Regions from separate parts of the Mus musculus genome. Here regions 2 and 3 are each linked to region 1. Evidence: chromatin loops called from intact Hi-C (ENCODE). Cell type or tissue: heart. All regions are shown on one strand.

Region 1 (8,000 bases):
TTTTCTTACAGTTCCATTTGGAAGGCCACATAATTAGGTTTAAACCAGATGAGCTTCTTATGCACATCTGTAATGATGAAAATGGTGAGAAGAGTTCAGATGAGCAATTGCTGTTGGCCAGGATTTACTTCAATGGACCATTTGCTCCTCTTATCAAAAGTCAGATGAGTAGAAGCTCCATTTACTTCCTTATGGAAATGATGTGCAAGCCAGGGCGAGGGAAGCAGGATTTAGATGCTGTTGGATAGGCAGGAAATGCCCATTTGGTACTGGGACAGAGATGCTTCCTTGTGTGAAGGTAAGGCTCTGGACAGAGACAGTCTGAGGCAGTTTGCGTGAACACTTGTCACTTTGAGTCACCTGCTTATAAGGAGAGAGGCTCTAACTCAACCAAAACACTGGAGACCAAGTAGTCAGTGGGGCTGAGTCTGTAAAACATTCAGAGTCCTTTACTCGGGGCACGACTTCATGGCTCCCACTTGCAGAATGTAAAATCATGAAGAATATGAGAGGGTAAGAACCATGCTTCTGAAAATGAGGGAAATGTTTATGGAAATCTTACAGAATAGGTTAGTCTTATTTCAGTCTTCTACAAAGACGGTTCATAAAAGGAAACTGAAAATAACACGGCCCACCCTTGCAGCTTGTCTGAGGATGTTCAAGAATACAGGGTTTATTGCCCTAAAAGGAAAGGAAAGAAGTTAATTCCCTTTACTGGATTCTTATGGATGGATTCAAATCCACTAAGACATCAACTTCTGTGATGTTTTGGTTTCAACTTTGTTTCTCAACCGCATGCAAGGCTATGAATGATAATATAGTTAATTTCACAATTACTAATGTAACTTATCATGACATCACAGAAATACTGGGCGATTTAGAAAGTATTGCTTGTCAGTCTGGAAACAAACAAAAGTATTGTTTGTCAGCCTGGAAGTGGGTACACAATGGCTCTGATGTTTTTATTTGGGCAAATCTATAAATCAACAAGTCCTTTAGTGCTTTGATTTCTTTTAAGTCACACACACTTCTGAAGCCTTTGCCAGGCGAAATTTTCACTTTATTCTCTCTCAACAAAAGAGATGGATAATTGTGTTTTCTCATGAAAGTGAAGAAAGTGTTGGGCTTCCCTTCCTACCAACTCTATTTAGACAGATCTTATGTAGGGAAGTAGGAATTACTGACATTTCCCTGATGACCCTTATATCTTTTTCAAAAATGTTCCCTACCCCAGTTGTTTATTCCTAGACTAGACTCACTGCAACTGAGCTTACTAAATAAAGCACAAGGTCTGTTTTAAACTAAAAATTTATAGTTTGTCTCAAGTCTCATGACTGCAGGCAATTAAAAAGGTGAAGCTGACTTCATTAAATGTCTTCCAGATTCAAGGTTACTAAATCCTAACCTAGGAACGTGTGATCTCAAGAAACACACAATGGAGGCATTTAAGCAGAATCAATTTTGTGCAATATATTTGATTTTGAAATAGACCATGACCTTTGAAGGTAATATTTTTAACATTTTATGGATTATTATTACTATTATTATTATTAAAAATTTTTAAACTTAAGAGATTTGTTTTAGCACATCTCTGGTCCAAATATTCTGAAATGTAAATAGGAATCTTTGAAATTATGTTTTTATAAGTGTTATGTGGTTCAAACTCTCCATTGTTGCCTCTCCTCATCTTATTACATTGGAGAATTGGCCCCAAATTTGTGCAGACAGCTGGGAAGAGCCAGATAACACACTCTGATGAGATACTGTATTTCTTACTTGACACTGCAAATCTCTTCACGCACAAAAAGAACAAAAGCAGATCCACTGGAGAAACCTCATTATGCTCCTACATCTGTGAAAAATAGACAAGACACAAAAGCCCCACCAACTCTACATTTGAAAATATGACTTTAACACATCCCCTTGCATGAAGGGTGAACAAACAGCTTCTTGGCTTTTAATACGTTCTATTACCTTCTAGTGCACTTTCTTACTGCTGATCTTCTTCATAGGGAGTGTCCTGGGTTCCTTGCATGTAATTCCACACATAACCGTGAATTCTAAAAACATTCAAAAGCTTGCAAATGCATTATGCCAACAACAACAAAAACTTTATAAAAACTCACTGCAATTGTTAAGACTTAAAAAAAAAATTACTTTGAACCCAAAATATCCTAACTCACATTCACAGGTGATTTAGATCATGGAGTTTTTGTTTATCAAATACCATTCCTGATAAAATTCCCTGGAAAAATATTTTCTATCAATATTTTGGGGGTCTTAGGTTATTTTTAAAACTCTATGGAATTTTTAATTCCACATACAGCCCTTTTCACTACATCCTGAGCTATAGCGTCCATATAATAAATAACCAAATTCCATAGTATGTAAAGACGCAAAAAGCATTCCCAGCTTACTAAAGTCCCCCACCCCGTGACAGACATATGGCTAAAGCTAAAACTTCCTGATGAGTTATGCTTATTTTATTTCATTTAAAATGCATTGGTGTTTTGGACAAAATTATACAAACATTACAAAGCAGGAAGAACTTGGGCCCCGTTTTCTCCCCTTCCCCTCCCCCCGTGTAATTTTAGGGATCGTATCACAAACCAAATGGAGCAATCACTAAAACCCCACAGCAGGAAATCCCACCCTTTAGTGTGTAATTATATTACATTTGCAAAAATGACTGTTCTTTCTGAAACTTTCATATTTCGCATGATCTGAACTTTGCACTTTTCCCTTTATCTGGGGGCACGGTGTCATGGTGTACACATTTTTTTTTCCGTTGTTGTTGGTGGTTTGTTATTGTTTTTTAAATGTTCTTCACAACTCTTTTTAAACTCAACTCTAAGGGTGGCTGCACCAGTCCCCTTAAATTGGAGGCTGACAGCTCACGACTGACAGGGGCCCTGGAATGCCCGCTCCTCCCCAGTTGCGCTCGCAGGACTCCTGCAGGCAATCGACTTTTGTTAGAGCGTCCTCGAGTCCACATCCACGATCGCTGAAATCCTGCTCCGGGTTTTCGTGCAGCCCGCGTGATTGACACATGATATCACCGGGGGCGGGTCCCGGCGTGGAGGTGGAGGTGGCGGCGACGCTGAAATGCTGCGGAGCCCGCGCGCGAGTGCTCAGCACGCAGGGGTTTGCGGCGGCCCCGCAGCCAGAGCTCTGCGGGCTAAGGAGCGGCTGCGAGCGGCGTGCATGTGCCGGGAGGGCCGGCCCCAGGCTCTGCACTAGGTAAGAGCCTTCCCCTCCCGCCGAGGACCTGGCAAGATCAGGTGAGAATGGTGCTTTATTTTATTTTATTTTCGAGGAGCTGGACGTTTTCGGAGCTGGCTCTAGCTCTGTGCCCGGCGCTTTGCGGTCGGCCCTGCAGCGAGTTCCGTAGCCAGGCAGCGAGTTACGCGTGTGCGAACGCGGGCTGGCACCGCCGCGCACCCGCGTGTCTGTGCGCATTGTTGGGGACCGACCCGCCGGGCGCTCGTGCCAGACCTGACTTTTCCCGTCCCTGCGTGCGGGCTTGCCTCGCGCAGACGCGTCTCTCGGACGCGCTTTGGACTGCGGGGCATTCCGTGGGGGCAAAACGTGCACGGCCGTGTGTGTCCGGGGCTCGTGGCTGTCCATCTCGGCGAGCAGGACAGCGTCCCGGGCTGGCAAGGGACTCACGTGTTTCTGTCTCTGCTCGTCTGCAGCCGGCGTGGCGACTGCGGGGACGCGGACCTGCGGGGACCCGAGAGCCCGGGACGACGCCGGGCCGCGCGCCTGACGACCGGGACGGGACGGTGCTGTGGAGCGGGCGCCGCGCGCACCCGGCGGATGTCCCCGAGCCGCCCTCGGCCGCCGCCAACCGCGGAGAAGCGCCCCTGCCCGGGGGCCGCCGAGGCCGCAGCGCGGGCCATGCGCGCCCGGCCGCCCCGCCGCGCTTGATGCGGCGCGCGCTCCGCCCGCTCGGCGCCCCCGGCCGGCGCCGCGGAGGCCGAGGTGAGTGCGGGCGGCAGGTGCGGGCCGGGGCGGGCCGGGCGGTCCTGGCGGTCCTCGCGCAGCCCGTGCCAAGCGCGCGGCACCCGATGGCGCTGGGGACCCAGCGCCCGCCTGTGCTCGGAGCGCAGTGCCGCGGGACGCGGGGAGAGGGCGCTGCCTCCTCCCGCCCGCGAGCTGTTTTCATTCATAACTTTATCCGGCCGGACCTGCCGCGGCTCGGTGCCCCTGAGGTCTCGGCGTGGGGCCCAAGCGCCCGACGGTGCTACCCACACTGCTGTCCGCGGGTGCGCACCGGCTTCGCTCTGGACAGTTGCGGGGTGCCTAGGTGCTCCGCCTGAGCGAACTTGCTTGGGAATGCCCTGTAAAATGCAAATTAAAGCCGTGCCTAGGGGTTTCATAACTCAAACAAGCCGTGCCCACGTCTTCCTTTCTTGTGGATGAGACTTGGCATATTTAAAGTCTTCGTTATGGAGTTTTAAATTTTTAAAAAATAGATATGGCACAGGAGCAAGGATGGGCAGTTTTCTAGTGTCGTTTAGGGCTTCGGCACCACAACATGCTGTTATGGCCGTGCATCTCATGTGCGGAGAAGGTAGTTATAAGCTTAGAGGGGCCTCCAAAAAGCTAACACATATGTAGTCTGGGGACATTAGTTAGCATCCATAGTAAACCGACGTATTTGTTTTGATTTTCTTTGGATGCCAGAAAAGTGCAAAGGGGTGCCTTCTTGAATTAAGGTGCATCTGTGAGTTCGGAAGGCATTTGTGTAAAAAAATATCTTAGATACCTATTGCCCAGAAACAGAATCGAAAGAGTTTGGTCTGTCTCAGGAAGAATACGTTATAAATTGGAAGCTATTTCCTTTTGACATGGAAGTTGTGTTTGTTGTCTATCAGTGTATTTATTTTACTACAAAAAGCAGGTCAATTCAGGGCTTGTGAAAATCAAGGTCTGTCGTGCTAATAAATGAAGGGAATTAAATATAATGTAAAAAGACCAGGGCTCCTCTCCCTGCTTTAAAGGGCTGACACTTGTGCATAAGTTATCCTCGTTGTGTGGGGGAGCCTTGATTAACCTTTAAGGAAAGCTAAGTCCACACCGTCCGGGTTGTGTTCTTTGTGGCAGAGCACTCTTCATTCTTTGTAGCTTCCTTTGCTCGTCTCACAGATCTGTGTGATGAGCTAGCTTCAGACCCGGACTTCTGCTGAAAATGGCCTTTTGAGATTCCGAGTGAGCTTGGAATAGCCGGTGTTTTGGAAATTGCCTTGATTAATTTTCTCATTAATCTAAAGCTCGTAACAGCATATAAATGGCCGAGAGGCCACAGCACTAAAGCCATTCTTAATCTTTAAAAAGTAGCTGACATTTTCCTTACGTGAACTGCCAGTGAACTGACAGTGAACTCTGAGAACAGTTCCAGGGCTCACACTGAATTGCTCTTTCGAAGGCATATTTCATTTTAATTATTTGTTAGGTTTGCAAACAGGAAGACACGACTTCCTCTGCTTCTTAGAAGCTGGAGAGCAACTTCTAATTTTTAAGGCATGAGGTCTTTGCTGTCTTCCTGTGATATGGTCCTCTGCAATCTTTTTTTTGGAGTTGGACTCTGGCCAGGCTTCGGCATCATTGAAATCAGCCGATGAAGGGGATCATTACCAGGTGGCTTGGGGAATTTGTTACTTGACAGCAGCCCTTCTCCCCCAAATCCGCTTTCTGTCGCTTATTTTCTCTCTCACTCTTCTTTAGGATTTCAGATGCATGGCAGATTTCCGCTGACTGCTGGAACTGGAGATCACTCCACATGGATTCCCCAAGTCAGCATGGCAGCCACACTTCGCTAGTGGTGATTCAGCCACCGGCTGTGGAAGGCCGGCAGAGGTTAGACTATGACAGGGACACTCAGCCTGCTACGATTCTGTCCCTAGACCAGATCAAAGCCATCAGAGGCAGCAATGAATACACAGAGGGACCTTCGGTAGCGAGAAGACCTGCTCCTCGCACTGCACCAAGACCCGAAAAGCAGGAAAGGACTCATGAAATCATACCAGCCAATGTGAATAGCAGCTACGAGCACCGACCTGCCAGCCACCCGGGCAACGCCAGGGGCTCGGTGCTGAGCAGGTCCACCAGCACCGGAAGCGCGGCCAGCTCAGGGAGCAGCAGCAGTGTGTCTTCTGAGCAGGGCCTATTAGGACGGTCTCCGCCCACCAGGCCCATCCCAGGTCATAGGTCAGATCGGGTCATCCGGACCCAGCCCAAGCAGCTGCTGGTGGAAGACTTGAAGGCCTCCTTGAAAGAGGACCCCACCCAGCACAAGTTCATCTGCGAACAGTGTGGCAAGTGCAAATGTGGAGAGTGTACGGCCCCCCGGGCCCTGCCCTCCTGTCTGGCCTGTGATCGGCAGTGCCTCTGCTCCGCGGAGAGCATGGTGGAATACGGGACCTGCATGTGCCTGGTCAAGGGCATTTTCTACCACTGCTCCAATGATGATGATGGAGGTTCTTACTCGGATAACCCATGCTCCTGTTCACAGTCCCACTGCTGCTCCAGATACCTGTGCATGGGAGCCCTGTCTTTGTGCCTACCCTGCTTGCTCTGCTACCCTCCCGCCAAGGGCTGCCTGAAGCTGTGCAGGGGCTGTTACGACTGGACCCACCGCCCTGGCTGCAGGTGTAGAAACTCCAACACTGTCTATTGTAAGCTGGAGAGCTGCCCCTCAAGGGCTCAGGGCAAACTGTCATGACTTCTGGAGGTGGGTTGGACCTCCGCGGAATGTCTAGCTTCCAAACTTTGGCTGTTGGTATTAGAGGCAGATTTTCTTCTCGAGTCTCTCCTGCCTTGGATGGGCCTCAATAGGAGTGGACTGTGAAACTGCACCCAGCTTGTTCTCATTCCACCTCGAGGGTTCTGGGAGCAGCGAGGGCCTGTGTGCTGCATCCGCTCTCCAGCTGCTTCCGTGAAGATATACGCATGCCCGGATTTGGCCGAGAGTTGTTTGGGGTCTGGTACTGTGGGATCGTGGACTTAGTTTGGTTTATAAAAAAGTAACCATGTAAGTGCTTAAATAAGCTATATATTAATCTGCCTCTGATGAGATCTATCTTAGTGTCCTTCTCCTAGCCGGATGGGAGGAGCTACTCCTTAGAACACGGTTTTCCCAGCCTTCTCCTTACAGCCCTCTGAACCCCCCCCCCCCACAATGCATTGCGCAGATGCCAGTGGGTCGTCCCCGCACACCCCTTTGGCATAGCTCTGTGCGGTGTTGGTCTTCACATCAGATATGATGTTGGCAACCCTTTTCCTCCTCCAGCGCCCAGTATCTGTGAAGGACTTCCCTTCACGCCCCCCACTTCACTGAGGACACTTGGTAACTGTAGTTGAAATTCCTGTCTGATTTGCCCCTGGTATCTCAGAGCTACAGCTCCCTAAGGTGCCTTTGGCTCTTGGCCTTTTGACTCTTAACAGCTGAGTATTTCCAACCCTTCCTGTGTTTTCATTGCCTTAACCACAAATTGTGGTGCTTTTTTGTATATTTTATGTATAAATCACAAAGTTGAATCCTGGCTATTTTTAAGACAAAAGTCTGTTAAACTTTTTTTTATTGTAAAGAATATTTATTATGCGAATCTCTATTATTTTATGATATTTATTGCAAAAGACTGTTGAAATGTACTCATGTCTGAATATAACATATCACTACTTCAAGAAAAGCAAGGTGACTCGAAGAAAGTATATAAAAAACATCTATGTTAACTACAATGCAGAAAATATATTAATTAATGAAACCGGCTCTCGAGTGCATCTTTTTTTTTTTCAACCTGTACTGCTGTGGAATTGTTACGTGATTCAACCTTTTCAGACTTTAAGTAACAAAGTCCAGGCATAGGTGCCCTCGGGTTTTAAACAGTGCTTTTGGAAAGTACTGTAGTCAGAGTTGTATGGTCTCCATTGCTTCGTCAGACACCCGAGGGGGTTACTTTGGAAAGTGAAGGTTTTTTTTTTTTCTTTTTTCTTAT
Region 2 (8,000 bases), 54 kb before region 1:
CCATGGCCTCTGCATCAGCTCCTGCTCCCTGACCTGCTTGAGTTCCAGTCCTGACTTCCTTTGGTGATGAACAGCAGTATGGAAGTGTAAGCCGAATAAACCCTTTCCTCCCCAACTTGCTTCTTGGTCATGATGTTTGTGCAGGAATAGAAACCCTGACTAAGACATCCTTTTTCTGGAGTCCTACTGGAAGTGCATAGGTGTTTTAACTTGCTTCTTCCTCTCAAGACAACCTGAGCATATCTCAGAAAACACAAATACTTTATTTGAAAACAGAGAACTGACACTTAAGTAGTAGCATTTTACATCTTGATGCCAGAAGCATTAAAGCCTGAACAGTAAGCATCAGTTGGGGGCTGGAGAGATGGCTCAGCAGTTAGGAGCACCGACTGCTTGCTCTTCCAGAGGTCCTAGTTAGTCCTGAGTTCAATTCCCACCAACCACATGGTCTTATTGGGATCTAGTCCCATCTTTTGGTGTGTCTAAAGACAGCTACAATGTACTCATATACATAAACTTTTTTTTTTTTTTTTTTTGGTTTTTCGAGACAGGGTTTCTCTGTATAGCCCTGGCTGTCCTGGAACTCACTTTGTAGACCAGGCTGGCCTCGAACTCAGAAATCCACCTGCATCTGCCTCCCGAGTGCTATAAAATAATTTTTTAAGTCAGTTGAATACTGTTTTAAGTGAAGGATAAAGCTAAAGGAGTGGACTCAAGTTAGCAATTAAAATACTTGTTCCAGTACAAATAGAAGAGTTAAGACTATCTTTGAGCTGGGATTAACCACAGATTGAAATACCTTACCAAGGACCTAGCAGTAGAAACTATGCCAGGTAATCCAGTGGAGACAAAAAGGCTGTAGCACAGGGAAAAAAAATAGACTATCAGTAAACTATGGAGGGGAATTAATAAAGGTAATCTCCAGGCACTAACTACCCTCTGATTCAGAAATCCTACACTATTCTGCAAATCCTTGGGGAGGAATGGCAAAGGGAAAGCTTCAACCTTATTTGCATAATAACAGTATTCTAAACAGCTCAATTACCCAATATTATTTAAATCTACATAGCTTTTCCATACAGTAAAACATGCTGCTATTAAAAGGGGAAGAAAAAGGTGGGCGTGGTGGTGCACGCCTTTAATCCCAGCACTCTGGGAGGCAGAGGTAGGTGGATTTCTGAGTTCAAGGCCAGCCTGGTCTACAAAGTGAGTTCCAGGACAGCCAGGGCTACACAGAGAAACCCTCTCTCGAAAACCAAAAAAAAAAAAAAAGGAGAAAAGCTCTCCTTAACCTGATACCTTGTCCCAAGATAGAGTAACAATTCACCACAGCAAATGAATTTGAGCTGTAGACAGCATCTCTCACACTGTGTGCATCCTCAAGCAGGTGTCTGCAGATATGATTCATGCCTTCTAACTATGTAGTGGAGAAAACAAAACCCAGTATAGGAACAGTACCCAAAACAAAAGGCTGTTTAAATGATTTCTTGGTGATAAAAGAAGCACTATGTAGATGTGAAACTACCATGTGAGGGTCAGAGGGTAACACAATTGGCTGGATTAAGTATCCCACTGAAAAAAGACAAGAACCTCAAATTAGCCCCAGGAAAACAAAGCAGAAGTTAATACACAAAAAACAATAGAAATGACTGAGCCAGCAGCAGTCTTTGGAAGATGACATGCCCTTCTGTGTGTTTCAGAATGCACTCCTTCCAGATATGTCTCTGTCCGTATCCCTAAGCTGGATATGTGGCATCACCTTCACATGGCCCGAGTGACTTGTCAGGTGCAGCTAAGGATCTTGAAACAGTCTGGACCTCTTAATAGAACTGCTATAATCCATAAGGCTCTGAAGAGGTGAAGAAGCACAGCTGGCTTTGTGCTTGAAGGAGGGACTTCAGTGCAAAAACAGTGCTCCGGACAAAGTGGGAAAGCTCTAGAACCTCCAGAATGACTTAACTAGCCACTAGTCAATCATAACTCCATTTAAACGACCCATTTCAGGTCCTGTGAGCTAACGGTACATTTGTGTCGCTTTAATCCACTGAGGTGGCAATACATAATAGCAGAACCAGGAAACAATACAAATTCCAGCTGGATCTTTTAAAGATGACAAGTAGACAAAATTAGAAGAAAAGGAACCACGGTAAAAGGAAAATGTAAAATAAGGAAGTTGTATAGGTCCAAGAAAGTATGTGGAAACAAAGCCATAAGCATGAAAGTGCAGCTCCAGCAGAAAGGCCTGCCTGTAACACCTGCTTCATCGGGTCCTGGAGAACTGGTGGGTGCAGTCAAGTTAACAAGGCTAGACTTAACAGTCAGCCAAAAATAAGGTCCATTATTAAGTCCATTAAGTCCAACAAAATAAGGTCACATTATGGTTCGTGTACAATTCATACCTTTCTTGCCAATGCTAACCAGAAGTCCATTCTGCAAATCTTACCTCAAGTACTTTCCCAGATTCCCTGGTGGAGCCCATAATGTCGATCAACTATAGACTGGCAGTGACACCATCAGCTCTCCACAGCCTGCTCCTCACATTCTCTGCTGTCACCCCTTCTCGCCCTCGTTCTGCCCCTGCTCTCACAAGCTCCTCCAGGTGGCAACTGAGTTCCAAGGGACCTTACCTCTAACTTCCCCAGGGAATGTGCAAAAGCCAGAAAACCTCACGGGCAAAGACAGAAACTTGCAAACAAAACAAAATCAAGTTGTCCAGCTTGGCTATACATTAGTGCTCGTTCATCTGTTCATATGCGTGTCTACAAGTCCCTGCCGCTCTGCCACAAGAACCAGTCTGGGTGTGACCGTCTGGACCCCCAAGCCCATTGTGCCCTCCACTATGAAGTTGAAGACAAACTACATTCAGTTGTGTCAACCGTTTTCATTGTAGAGGAGTTGTGCTTTTACTTTTTTAAAACTAGAAGTTACTAGTTTTGTATTTGTGCCTGTGTAGTGCAAGCGCCCTTGGGCCACAATGGGCATGTGGACCTTTCTGAAGGTTCTGTTGTCTCCTTTCTCTGAAGGTCCCCGTAATTGTCAGCCTTGACAGCAAAGGCTTTCACCAGCTGAGCCATCTTGATGGCTCTGTACTAAGTTTTTTCAACCAATGATTCTTGCCCCCACCCAAAGAGTTTTTCCTCTGTCATGAAAAAAAGTCACCAGCATCAGTACATCACATGATCAGGGTTCTAGAAACACATTTCCACCTTAGAAGAACCTACGCTGGTGAGAACAGGAGGCATCAACTGCTCTGGTAGGGCTAGGACTGGGAAGCAACAGTTTGCAGGATGTCCTTGCTGGAAGCTGGGGATATCAGAAGAGACTTGATGGTTCCTGCCTCTTTGTTGGTGTTAATGAGCATCTTGTCTGTCGTGGTTCCCAGACTGGGCTCTCCTCCCCTCTGGGTGAATGAATGGGAGGGCTGGCTGTACATCCCCTCTTCCCTTACTCCCCTGTGCATCCATGGAGAAGCTGGGGGACTGCACATTGTGCATCCTGCGTTCCAGCAGCCCAGCCTTCTTGGCTTGACAGTGTGCTGCACCCTCCTCTTCTGATTCATTTTACTCTGATTTCTTCCTTTCCTGTGGACTTAATCAGCCAGCCCGGCACTGAGGACGAATTCCATTCGGAAACACACTGGGGAAGAAGGCAAAAGAATTTTGGCAAAATCACAAAATGGGAATAATAATACAGAGATCGGAATGGAACACCCACCCATCTCACCCGGGTGCTGGGAGAATTAATTAACGTCTGTAAAGGCCTTTGAGTTCCTTGGGGGGACGTGCCACCAGACAGCTAGCGTTATTGTGGAGGGATTATGTGCACAAATACAATACCAGGAGCCAGGATATTACTAAAAATAAAGCAGACTTTTCTGTGAGGACCTCAAGGAAGGAAATGCCTCTCTGGAAAAGCTTAACTCTCCTTTAATTCCATCGCTTGGGCTGCCGGGGACAGAACAGCAAAGCCGAGATTCCACTGTGAGAAGAGGATTATGTTTTCTGAGCATTGTCAAGGTGCTGGGGAACAAAACAAAATCGCTGGTTTGCCAAAAGAAGGTTATAGTCTTTGGACAAGAGATTAAGAGACTGTTTGGCTAGTGCACTTCGTAGCCTGTCCGCAGGGGGAAAAGGCAACAGGAAAGCAAATGTTTGTTTGCATTTGAGGGAAAAGAGTTTTTTACAAAACGGGAAGAAAGGGAACTGCCTCAGATGAAAGCCGCCATCAGCAGCGGCGCCCTCAGTAAATCTCCCAGAATTCCCCATGTATTTTTTTCCATCTGCGTGTCTCTCAAGCAGACACTTCCAAATCCTAGATGGTTAAAACAAGGAAGAACCCTGCTTGTGTTTACAGAGGAAGACCACGTTAACTTTATACGGTGGAAAGAGCAAACAAGCAAACTTCTTTGGCTCATAAACAGGGAGGCTCTGTCAGAGGTTCCCGTGGTGTTGAAGAGCTCTGGCCTCTTTAGGTTAACAAAACTGCCTGCCCAACGGGGAAGAAATCCTGTCCTGTTCCTAGCCCCTCCTTTCAGCCCCTTCTCTTCTCCTTCCGCCCCCTTATTTTGTAACAAGGCCTCTGGGGCCTGAAGCAGATTAGCAAACAAATAAATCCTTTAATGTCCTGGAATACTTTCCCAGTATAAATGCGATTAATCTGCCAACCCAGCAAGTTCAGCACATCAAATACCCCAGCTGTAGAAAGCCATTTCTCCGGCCCCCTAATTTATGGCAGAAAGGTCATGTTATTTTGATGTTTGTATTGGTTAGACTTTCTTCCTCTGTTTTCTATCTTTGAAAGTGCACTTTATGCAACCTTAGAAAACATCAAAGCCTCTAACAACATCCAGTGACACACAGTAGGAACAGCCGTCCCCAAAGCCTTCTGGGCGTACAAACAAGCTGTGAGTGCTCACCCAGCGGAATCATGGGAATCTGCCCGGCCCTGACAGAATTCAATAGCTCTGTTGGTTTGTTTTATGGTTTTCTGGTTTTTTGAGGTAGGGTTTCTCTGTACCTTTGGCTGTCGTGGAACTCACTCTGTAGACTACACTGGCCTCGAACTCACAGAGATCCACCTGCCTCTGCCTCCTGAGTGCTGGGACTAAAGGCGTGCGCCACAACAGCCCGGCTTCCACTGGTTCGTTCTAAGAACTAGAAAGGACTGGGCTTGAGGTGAACAGAGAGGTAGGTCATGTGGTCTCTGACCCTAGAATTAGAATTAGAGAGAAGGCACATCACCCCGAGACTTGCCCATCACTACCTGCTGTTCCCACCAGTCACAAACCTCCCTGTGAGAAGCTAGGGTGAAAAGACTGTTTTGGGTTATTTCTATGAAACCTTTGTGTAAGCTCTGGTTCACATTGGCTCTTCCTTTTCTGCCGCTCACTTGACATTCTGTCCCCTGGTTAGGAAGCAGGTCCTCCCTGGAGGGCATCATCCTGAGTGAGGTAACCCAATCACAAAAGAACTCACATGATATGTACTCACTGATAAGTGGATATTAGCCCAGAAACTTAGTATACCCAAGATACAAGATACAATTTGTAAAACACATGAAACACAAGAAGAACGAAGACCAAAGTGTGGTCACTTCGCCCCTTCTTAGAATTGGGAACAAAACACCCATGGAAGGAGTTACAGAGACAAAGTTTGGGGCTGAGATGAAAGGATGGGCCATCTAGAGACTACCATACCCGGGGATCCATCCCATAATGAGCCTCCAAATGCTGACACCATTGCATACACCAGCAAGATTTAGCTGTCTCTTGTGAGGCTATGCCGGGGCCTGGCAAACACAGAAGTGGATGCTCACAGTCAGCTAATGGATGGATCACAGGGCCCCCAATAGAGGAGCTAGAGAAAGTACCCAAGGAGCTAAAGGGGTCTGCAACCCTATAGGTGGAACAACAATATGAACTAACCAGTACCCCCGGAGCTCGTGTCTCTAGCTGCATATGTAGCAGAAGATGGCCTGCCTAGTCAACCATCATTGGGAAGAGAGGAGGCCCTTTGGTCTTGCAAACTTTATATGCCTCAGTAGAGGGGAACGCCAGGGCCAAGAAGTGGGAGTGGGTGGGTAGGGGAGTGGTGGTGGGGGGGGGGGTGTGTGTGGGACTTTTGGGAAAGCATTTGAAATGTAAATGAAATAAATACCTAATTAAAAACAAACAAACAAGAAGCAAGCCCTCAGGTGGTGGTTGATAGAACTGGGAGGTCCTCAGTTGTGAGCCATAAGTATCCCTGTGGCATGAAGACTGGAGAGTTCCCTCTGTGACCACACAGGGTCTCCTCCAGGTCTCTGCAGTAAAGCAGTAAGAGCATTAGGGTGGGGCCAGAACTCATGTCCATCGCTGGGGAACAGTGAGGAGCTGTGTCTAGCAAAACAGCAAGGCAGCAATATAGCTACAATGAGAATCCCCCACACCCTTTGTGTATTCTAAAGCAACTACATGCTTAGACAGGATGTGCCTCTTAGGAATAAAGACACATTTAGGCAAATGCAGAAAATAGCGAAGACCCAAACACAGGGAAGGTTGTAACACAAGATAAAGTCCCATCAAATGTGGATTCTCTAGTGGTCCTGCCTGGGGGAAGAATACACAGATAAGCAAATCTGGATGTCATGGCATGCACCTTAAACCCAAGACTTGGGAGGCAGACACAGCCCAGGAGAGCCTGGTCTACACAGCAAGTTCCAGGGCAAATAGTGATATGCAGACCTTGTAACTAACTAAAAACTGAGCACTCCAAACCCAGTAATGGCAATGGATTAATCAAAGGTCCTGACCAATGTGCAGTGCATACACACTGCACATTAAAACCACAAATGACAATTTTGTAAATGTGTACCATGAAGCCTGTGTCTAAAACAACAGGAAGGGCACATCTCACACAGCTCCGGGACCCCAGGACTGCTTCCCACTACAGCTGCTGGGAAGTTTGCAGGCAGGCATCCCTGGGACCTTTTAGAAGGCAGTAAACACACCAGTGTGGGATTAAAGCCACACTTGTGCCTTCGTTTCACCTGAATTGGCTCTGTGAAGACCTTTTCTCTATCTATAGCCACAGTCGGAAGTGCCCATGGCCAGGACCTCAACACATTTCTTTCTGGGGAGATGAAGCAGCTCGGTCCTTAGCATCATGAGCGCCTGGTTTTTACGGCCCATAACAGAAGTAGAAAAGACAGCTATTTTCACCCTGCACTCTGCAATAATCAGGTTTTGACATGGTTTTCTTTTGTTTGTTTTTGTTATTGCTGTGTTAAATGTTTGAATGGAAGAACATGGAAAAGAAACTGGAAAAGTCCTGAAAGACCACTCAGGGAGGTGGGGGATCGCATTCTTTGAAAAATGTTTTCTTTTAAAAATATTATATTATTTAAGGATCTCATGCTATGTATTTTGATCATATTCACTTCCCATTCCTCCCTCAACTCCTCCCAAGTCCATCCCCACCTCTCTATTCCCCATAACTGTGTCCTTTAAAAAAATCATCTATGGACTCCAATTTTACTGCCCATATACTCCTGGGGTAGAGCCAGGAGTGTGGTAGACCTACTGGAAACCATATTCTTAACATCTTCCTGCCGGGCAGTGGTGGTGCATGTCTGTAATCCCAGCACTTGGGAGGCAGAGTCAGGCGGATTTCTGAGTTCGAGGCCAGCCTGGTCTACAGAGTGAGTTTCCAGGACAGCCAGGGCTATACAGAGAAACCCTGTCTCAAAAAACAAAAAACAAAAAAAAAAAAACCAAAAAAACCATCTTCCCCAAGAAGCTACTAACTCCATAGCTCCTCATTTAAGGGTGGGAGTTCCTGACCCCCTCCCTACTCCACGATAGAATGCCGACTGGCTTGATCTTAGGCAGGTCTTGTGCAGGCATCCGCAGTAGCTGTGGGTTCATGAATGGACCAGTCCATTGTGTTCAGAACTCTCTGTTTCACTCTGTTCTCCCTATGCCCTGGCTTTTAGAATCGTTTTGACCCTTCTTCTGTGATGGT
Region 3 (8,000 bases), 340 kb after region 1:
TCAGTCTCTCAAATGCTGTGATTACAGACTTGAGCCCACATACCTCCATAGAGACCTTAAATGTCTTTGTATCTTAGAGAGCTTTCAAGATGGATTTTTGGGATCTCTCTCTCTCTCTCTCTCTCTCTCTCTCTCTCTCTCTCTCTCTCTCTCTCTCTCTCAAAACCCTATGTCTTACACGGTTTTCCTAAACCTGGGATTAAATTTTGCTTTAATTTTTTTACCTGTGTTTAATTTTTTTCTTTAATAAATTCCAACATTTTCCAAAACAACTTATGGGCATCTGGAACATTTTAAGCCACTCCTGGCTCTCATAGTGAGAGGAGGGTGCCACAGGCCATTGGTCCAGAAACTCCCAACACCCTGTCATGAGGAGTCTTCACAGGGAAGAGTGTAAATGTATTATTCCTACACTTGTGAGTCCCTCTGAGGTGACAGCAGGTGGAAAAACTGTCTTGACCACCCTTCAACCCAGCTGTTCTTCATAGATATGGTATACATGATTTTTTAATGCATTCATAATACATTGCATTTCGGTGTAGCCATTTTTTTTTCTTTTGCTGTATAACAAGTCCATCATACATTAGAAGCTAAAAAACATGCATACACTTTCTTTCTTGGAACACATAGGAGATTGTGCCCAGGGCCGCTGTGACACCAAAATCCATATGGGTTCAAGTTCTTCTGTAAAATGTGATAGAATTTGCCTGTTAGCTACACACAACCCTCTGTAGAGTGACCATCATCTCTAGATGATTTACTATGCCTCGTGTGTTTACTTAGCTGTCTGTCATATTAAAACTTGGCAAGTCTCACGGCTGTTTACTTGGTTCTAATCACTGGAACACCAGAGTCTCAGAAAGGGAGAGAGAGGGCCAGTGCAGGACTTAGAATTTGAGTATTAATGGGATGTTAGAGGAATGTTAAAAGGATTTCAGGTGTGGGACTTGAGAAAATTGGTTCTTCAATGTAGATCTTTTGGGAGTGGCTTATAGAAGACATCCCAGAGAAATCTTGTATCCTTTATATCCTGTGTCTATGCTGCAGGAAGATGACCCAATAAACCAAGAAGTAAGCCCTAAGAGACACTGACTTTATAGGCACAATTGTCTTAGACTCCATACTCTCTAGAACTGTAAGGGATACATTTCTGCTGACAGGATGAAAAAATGTTTTATTATACATGGTGTTATTTTCTTTATACTAGAGCTAGTACACTATATTTACCTGATGATTGGTTTCTTCTTCTCTTCTCTTCTCTTCTCTTCTCTTCTCTTCTCTTCTCTTCTCTTCTCTTCTCTTCTCTTCTCTTCTCTTCTCTTCTCTTCTCTTCTCTTCTCTTCTCTTCTCTTCTCTTCTCTTCTCTCTCCCTCCCTCCCTCCCTCCCTCCCTCCCTCCCTCCCTCCCTCCCTCCCTCCCCCCTCCCTCCCTTCTTTTTCTTTTTTCTGTTTTTTTTTTTTTTTGCCAAGGTTATGCTATCTGAACAAGGCAAAATCTGACCTTTAGACCCTCCTGCCTCAGCCTCCTTAGTGTTGGACTGTAGGTTTCCATTACCTTACTGGCTGTTAATTGACTTTTTAAGTTTTAATTTTCAAACATATGCATAATTGCAAAATATTTGTCTCAGAGAGGAAAGAGTTATTCTAGTTGTACTGAAATTCATTCTGATAAATAAATAAATAGCTAGAGGTAAAATCTGCCCTTTGTATTTAATATACTTGTTAATACATAGCAACGTTGTCCCTGCGACATCTCTGTGTGTACACCTATTGTGTCCTGATGCTGTTCAGCTTCCTCTTGCCCTCTCTCCTTGTTTCTCGCCGTGGTTCTCCCTGCTTGCTTTAGTAATCCTCTTGACTCCTTCTAGGTCTTAAAAATAACCCTAGAATCTCTGTGTGACTTACTTTATATAACACAATGACCTCCCAGCCACCAACGTCCCTGTAAATGACACAAGATTATTATTCTTTATGCTTGAATGCATACATTTACATACATATCCAATATATATTCCATAGTTTCTTTGTCTGTCCCAATGTCACGTTGGGTGCTTCTGTACTTTGGCTGCTGTGAATAACTCCCCAGTAAGTGGATCTCATGCATACTCACAAATCCCTTCCAGGGAGTCCCTCAGTGGTACACCTGGATTGGACTGTGGCCCTGCTGATTCTTGCTGAGGACAGCTGTCCTGACTCTGGGAGGTGGGATCTCACATGGTTTGGAACTCCATCTTCCTAATGACTGAAGACCATTTTGTTTGCAGGTATTTATTGGCTGTTTATCTGTAGTTTAAGGAGTATCTCTTCACACTTTATGACTATTACATTCATTATTAGATTTCTATTATTTCGCTATTTATTTTTAAGTTTTATTTAACGACTAAGATTTTTCTCCCATTCTATAGACTGTCTGCACTTGGTAGAAGTGTTAAAGTTTGTTATAATCATGTCACTGATTCTTGCTGTTGAGTTCTCAGCCACGAAGAAGTTGCCTTTGCTCATATCTCGACATTATTCTCTGCTTCTTCCAGATGTGACCACAATGCAGGTGTTTGATGGGAATCGGGTCTCAATGTTAAATTCGATCAATGGAGGACATGAGTTTTGGTCCTGGTTTTAAACAGACGATGTGCATGCATAAGATCGAAATTATTGCCCCCGTCAGAAGTGGGCCTTTGCTTCCTGAGGCAGATGACTTGTAAACCACAGTTTCACACTTTATAACATGCACAGGTTTGAGTCTGCCGCCTGTGATTATCCATTCCCCCGGGCTTTTGTGCTTGACTGTTTAATGCAATAACTTAGAAGGCATTGTCCCCACCCCCCCCACCATCTTAGGATGTAATTAATGAATAATTAACTGCTGCTAGACTCCAGAGATCCCATACCGACCCTCATAACTGTGTTTGCATCTCATGCGTGTGCCTTATCATAGTTGTCTGGCTTCTTGCTTCTCATTTCCTTGTGATAAGATTCTGGGCACATTGAGTCTCCGGAAGTAAGCTCGCAGGGCTGCCCCGCGAGTTTATTTGAGGAAGGAAATAATCAATTTAGAGCTATTAGGGCTGGAGCCCTTATCCAGCTCATTTCCTTGTCTAATGCTTCGCAAGCTGATATTACATGTTTAGACTTCAAAGCCTCAGCCCCGGGCTGTGAGGGCTTTCATTAACTCGCAGTTTCTCTGGAGCAGTGAGTGTTTGTCATTAACATGACTATAACCCACAGACTTGCAAACAGGGGCCATAAAAGTTGTCGGAAAAACTTGTGCCACTCAGCCCAGGGCTTTAGCTTAGGCCTCTATTCATTCTGTGTTGCTGGTGAAGTGCAAGGGCGGGTGGGGCCAGGCTCACATTCAGAGGTGTGTGTGTGTGAACATGGTGGCCAGAAGTCAACCTCTGCTATCTTGTCTGAGCAACAGTTCACCTAGTCTGGGGACAGGGTCTCTCACTGGGACTTGTCTAGCTGGCTAGACTGGCTGGCCAGTGAACCCAGGGGTTCTCCTGTCTCAGTCTTTGGGCTGCTGTTAGGATTGCACGTGCTTACCACCAGGCCAGGTATGTGTGTATGTGTGTGTGTGTGTGTGTATGTATGTATGTATGTATGTATGTATGTATGTATGTATGTATGTGGGTTCTGGGGCTCAGGCTTAGGTCCTCAGGCCTGGGTGGCAGACTCTTTACTAGCTCTCCCCAGCTTGATCCTCACAGTTTTTTATTTGCTTCGTTCCTTTCCCCTATAAGGTTCAGTGTCTTAAAAAATAAGAGTTTTGTCCTATCAGCAGAAGAGTGAAAACTGTAGATGGGTATCTAGTCCACATCCAGGTGGGGAATTTTTGCCCTCCCAGTCCCATCCCCCTTCCTGGTATTATACAATCTAATCCAGACACAGGCAGCAGTTAATGTACCATCAATAGGAAAGGAAAACAATCAAACAAAAAGAAGGGGAAGGAGAAGAAGAGAGAAGAGAGAAGAGAGAAGAGAGAAGAGAGAAGAGAGAAGAGAGAAGAAGGAGGAGGAGGAGGAGGAGGAGAAGGAGGAGGTGGAGGAGGAGGAGGAAGAGGAGGAGGAGGGAACAATTCAGGAATACTAGAAGGAAAAAGGGTGTTATCCTGAAGGCAAGAAGCTGACCATAAAAATCAATAATTATAAATCTGAGATTGTGACTATCTGCTAAATCAAGTTAGCTTGGTGCTCACTATGTGGTCGTCTTCTGGCTGTACACAGGACACTGCTTTCCTTCACTATGGATCTGAATAGGCTCCTGGGAAAGGCTAGTGCGCTCTGCCAGTTCTTAAGAGAGAGGTCCAGTTGGACAGAAGTAAGGAGACAGTTAAATGGGATCAGTACTTGTCTCGTGGAACATTGCTTCTCTTCCAGCTCCTGCGATAGCAATCGATGGAGGCACTTGGACCACCGTGGGAGGGCTTCCGGTCACACAGAGGAGCGGGTTCCAGAAGGGGCTGGGCTGCCAAGGATCTGCAGCTGCTGTTGGAGCCTCCCCTGGTCCGGAGTGGGAAAAGCAGAACAACCCCTGGGGAAACACGATAAAAACACGGAAATTGTAGGAAAATCACTAGCAGTTGTCTGGCTCTTTTTCTGTGTCAACGGGCTTTTGTTTAATGTTTTAGGTATCTGAACGCCACCGCGGAGGCTTTTGTTTGGTTTCCCTCTAATTAAAAATAGCCAGCTCAGCAGTGTATGGTTGTAACAGTAAAGATGAGAAAAGAAAATTCTAAGCTAACATAAACTCTCCTATCCTGTTCATAGTTCCTGGAAGAGATACCTCATCAGTTTAAAAAAATGTTTTTTGTTTTGTTTTTTTTTTGTTTTTTTTTTTGGGGGGGGGTGATGGTGGCGGTGCTTGTACTTACTGATCAAACACATTTACAATTAATATTTGTTTAGAATTTGTTTAGAGTCCCATTAAATGATTTTTTTTGGACGGGGATAATATTATCTTACGTTAAAAGAAAAAATAAGTGCCAAGCCCTCCACAAAAATCTATGAAAGAATTTAAAGACAGAACAAAGTTTTGTATTTTTAAAACATTGTTCTTTTTGTATTCCCACACATTCCTTTGGGAAAATGAAAGGATTGTTCTGACACATATCATAAAAGCTGGTTTTCTACACGATGGGATTGACTTGCTGTGAGAGTTGTCTTGTGATAATTTTAAACGGGAGTGTAAGAACAAACCTGGTTTTCTCAAGTGTTCTAGTAGTATTTTGAAAATTCCTTATGCCCAAATACAATGTAATATTTGATTTGGCTCAGATATACATTCACTCTATTCAGGTTGAATAGTCATTTGACTTACTAATCCCATGGTTCACCATGTCCTAGGAACCGGCCCCCTGCAGCCAAGGGAAGTAAATGCAGGTGCTGATCTCGCAGACTTTCTGGGTCTTGGTCTCAAGTATGTTTTAATCTCCTGGGTCTGGTGGGGAAATGGTGGCCTCAGAGAACAGACTGGCCTGGGCCAGAGACAAGCAAAGGAGTGCTTTTGGATCACACAGTGTGCAGGCACCATTTGGAATGTGTCCCCATCCTTTCCAAGTCTCCGACGGCCTCTGGCGCTTCCTTTGGACCTTAGTACCCCCCAGTGCTCTTTCTGTGTGTCTGTATTTTAGGAGGTGCTGGTACTACTTCAGGTTTTCTTTCTAACCCCCCCCTTCTTATGTTATTGTTTCTTTTTGAGCTAGGCAAATGACTAAATCAGAAAATGACAGACTCATCCTTGTATACTTATTTGTTACTTCTAAGTGTGGGGTTGGACAGGAGCAAAGATGGAGAGTTTGCACACACACACACACACACACACACACACACACCATGGCATGCATATTTTCTAATCTTGTATCTACCATAGCATTGTAGAAATTGGCATTTTTATAGGTGAAAGTGGTCAAATCGTTACAGTTTTAACAGGGATAATAGTTATAACACACCTGCATTTATAAGAAACACTAAGAAAATTGCTATTGTTTTTTATTATTTAAAAAAAGCTCTGAAATATAAATGTCTATTTAAAAATGTACTTAGAATCCTTCCCATCCCAGCTTCCTGAGAAAACCACACCAAATGTAATTAACGTAGCTTCAGATGTGCAATCCCCCGACGTACCATTTCACAACTGCATATGGTTTTTCTAAAAAACGTCAATTGCTTTCAGTTGTTGCTCTAAATGGATGGAAATTTGTAACATCACTTGCTGACTTTAGTCAAGTTTTAGTACCGGGATTATTCCAGCAAAAGCTGCCTGAGTTTTCACAGTGAGACACAGCGTTCCTTCGGCTGGCAGCCCGGTGTGGGCGGGGCCACCTCTTATCCAAGTTTCTCCCCTGTGGTTTTGATGATTCATCTGCCTCTTCCTGTCTCTAGATGGGGACCACATTTTGCCAAGAGTCCTGTTACACCCTCTCTTGTTAGTAGAGAATTGCTCCAAGCAATGTTCTCTTTCCTGTTAACACCTGCACCAAGCTGTTGAGGAAAGAGTTTTCAAAGCAATCCTTTAAAAAAAGATTCTTGTCTCTGTAAACGGAGGGAACATTTCTTCCAAATGTGAAAGTAATTGTTTATAGGGCCAAAATTACTCAGAGTTCCATCTAAATATTTAGTGTTAGTAGCATTCATAAGGTCAGTTGCTATAGTGAGGCATCTTCATGTGTACACCACATCAAAACCCACACTGTGGCCCAATACACTGTCTACTGTATTGTAATGACATCCTTCACAACAACTCATGGGTCCAATAGTTTACTGGAATGAGAAGAAAATTTAATAATATTTGTTTATTGGTACCCAGTGTTTGTAGTTATTAGCTTATTGTGAGTAATTTGATATTTTGAGAATATTCAACAGTTTACATATGGTGAATCCATCCATCCAACCAGTTTACCCACTCACCCACCCCGCCCACTTATTCACCCACTACGTTCCCATTCACATTCATCTACCCATCACTCACCCATTAAGGCGGCCCACCCACTCACCCATGTATCCACCAACCGCCCACCTATTTGCCCAACCCTCACATCTCTCCCTTCTAGTCTGCACACCCATGCCATCTATCTGTCTATCCATTCCATCTGTTGTCTATCCCCCTTCCTGGACACTCTAGAGACATTCTGAGACTTGGAAGTTTTGTAGAGAAGGCATCGTAGTTTCTGGACAGTTGGGGGAAAACTGAGTGGCACTCTGGTCAACAAAGTTCACAGACTACATACTCTTCATGAATATAGTTATAAAAATCCAGGACAGGAGAAAATAATCAAACACCGTCAACCAAAGCTGGCCATGGTGACTCAACATCTCAATTTTTTAGAACTCAAGAAGCTGAGGCAGGAGGATTGCCACAAGTTCAAGACCAGCCTGGACTACACAGTAACAGGTCAACTTGTGACATTCTGCAGTGAGATCTTGTAGTAGCAATGGCTCTCCATCCCATAAACCAGGACTGAGAGAAATCCCATCTAAAAAGAAGAATAATTGTAGTTTTACATTTAGAAACATATGTAAAATACATTATACACACCTTCAAAATTATTTCCCAGAGAACCCAAAAGCACACATTCCAGAGAAGTCCTATAACATCTGTCACTGCTTCTGCGATTGGAGACACATCTCAGTGATACCTGGGGGTTAAAGGAGGGATGAGAAGAACAGGCTGAAGGGAGGAGCAGGCCGACAGAAGGAAAGGAAACAGATCAGAGAATCCTAAACAGAAGAATAAAGCATAGAAAGACACAGCATCGCCCCCTATCGGAGGCCTTGCTTCCTGCAGTCTCAAGTGCTGATAACTCAGCTACTGCTTACAAATATTAATGAAAAAAGATGGAGGCTTGGGATTTTATTTCGGATTAGAGTGTGACCCTATGTGTCTATTTCCTTCTCTTGTTCAATGGTGTCTGTGCACACTTTTTGTTAGCAGGGTCTCTGTTTTTGTAATTGTTGTTTGGATCGGGTAAGAGTGCATGGCCCAACTTCTGCTGTTCCATGTAGG

What was found. Peaks named below come from ENCODE experiments on the same cell type or tissue, not always from the same donor. Only the 100,000 strongest peaks of a DNase experiment are listed, where the experiment ranks them.
Region 2: it touches region 1 in a loop (4-fold over the local background); 3 of 42 quality-filtered maps call a loop at or near these places.
Region 3: a loop joins it to region 1, with 6 times the contacts of the local background. A loop is called at or near these places in 10 of 42 quality-filtered maps.

What each region holds. Positions count from the first base shown.
Region 1 is chr3:37,636,825-37,644,824 of GRCm38, forward strand. Spry1 (sprouty RTK signaling antagonist 1) reads left to right here and starts at 3,123. Exons shown (of 3, transcript NM_011896.3): 1 at 3,123-3,281; 2 at 3,696-3,984; 3 at 5,731-7,775. The coding sequence starts at 5,786. The coding sequence ends at 6,727. In heart, CTCF peaks have their summits at 2,960 and 4,153; DNase peaks (open chromatin) are centred at 3,027, 4,157, 5,627, 6,217 and 1 weaker place; H3K4me3 peaks cover 2,986 bases; H3K27ac peaks cover 1,664 bases; H3K27me3 peaks cover 1,093 bases.
Region 2 is chr3:37,582,583-37,590,582 of GRCm38, forward strand. The region is part of intron 2 of Gm36412 (a long non-coding RNA gene); the gene reads right to left. Among named protein-coding and RNA genes, the nearest start is that of Gm36412, 16 kb to the right of the region's middle. In heart, a CTCF peak has its summit at 4,115; a DNase peak (open chromatin) is centred at 3,699; H3K4me3 peaks cover 1,044 bases; H3K27ac peaks cover 1,333 bases.
Region 3 is chr3:37,972,323-37,980,322 of GRCm38, forward strand. The region is part of intron 2 of Gm20755 (predicted gene, 20755); the gene reads left to right. Among named protein-coding and RNA genes, the nearest start is that of Gm22899, 19 kb to the right of the region's middle. In heart, CTCF peaks have their summits at 4,514 and 7,761; DNase peaks (open chromatin) are centred at 3,029, 3,369, 4,429 and 6,329; H3K27me3 peaks cover 894 bases.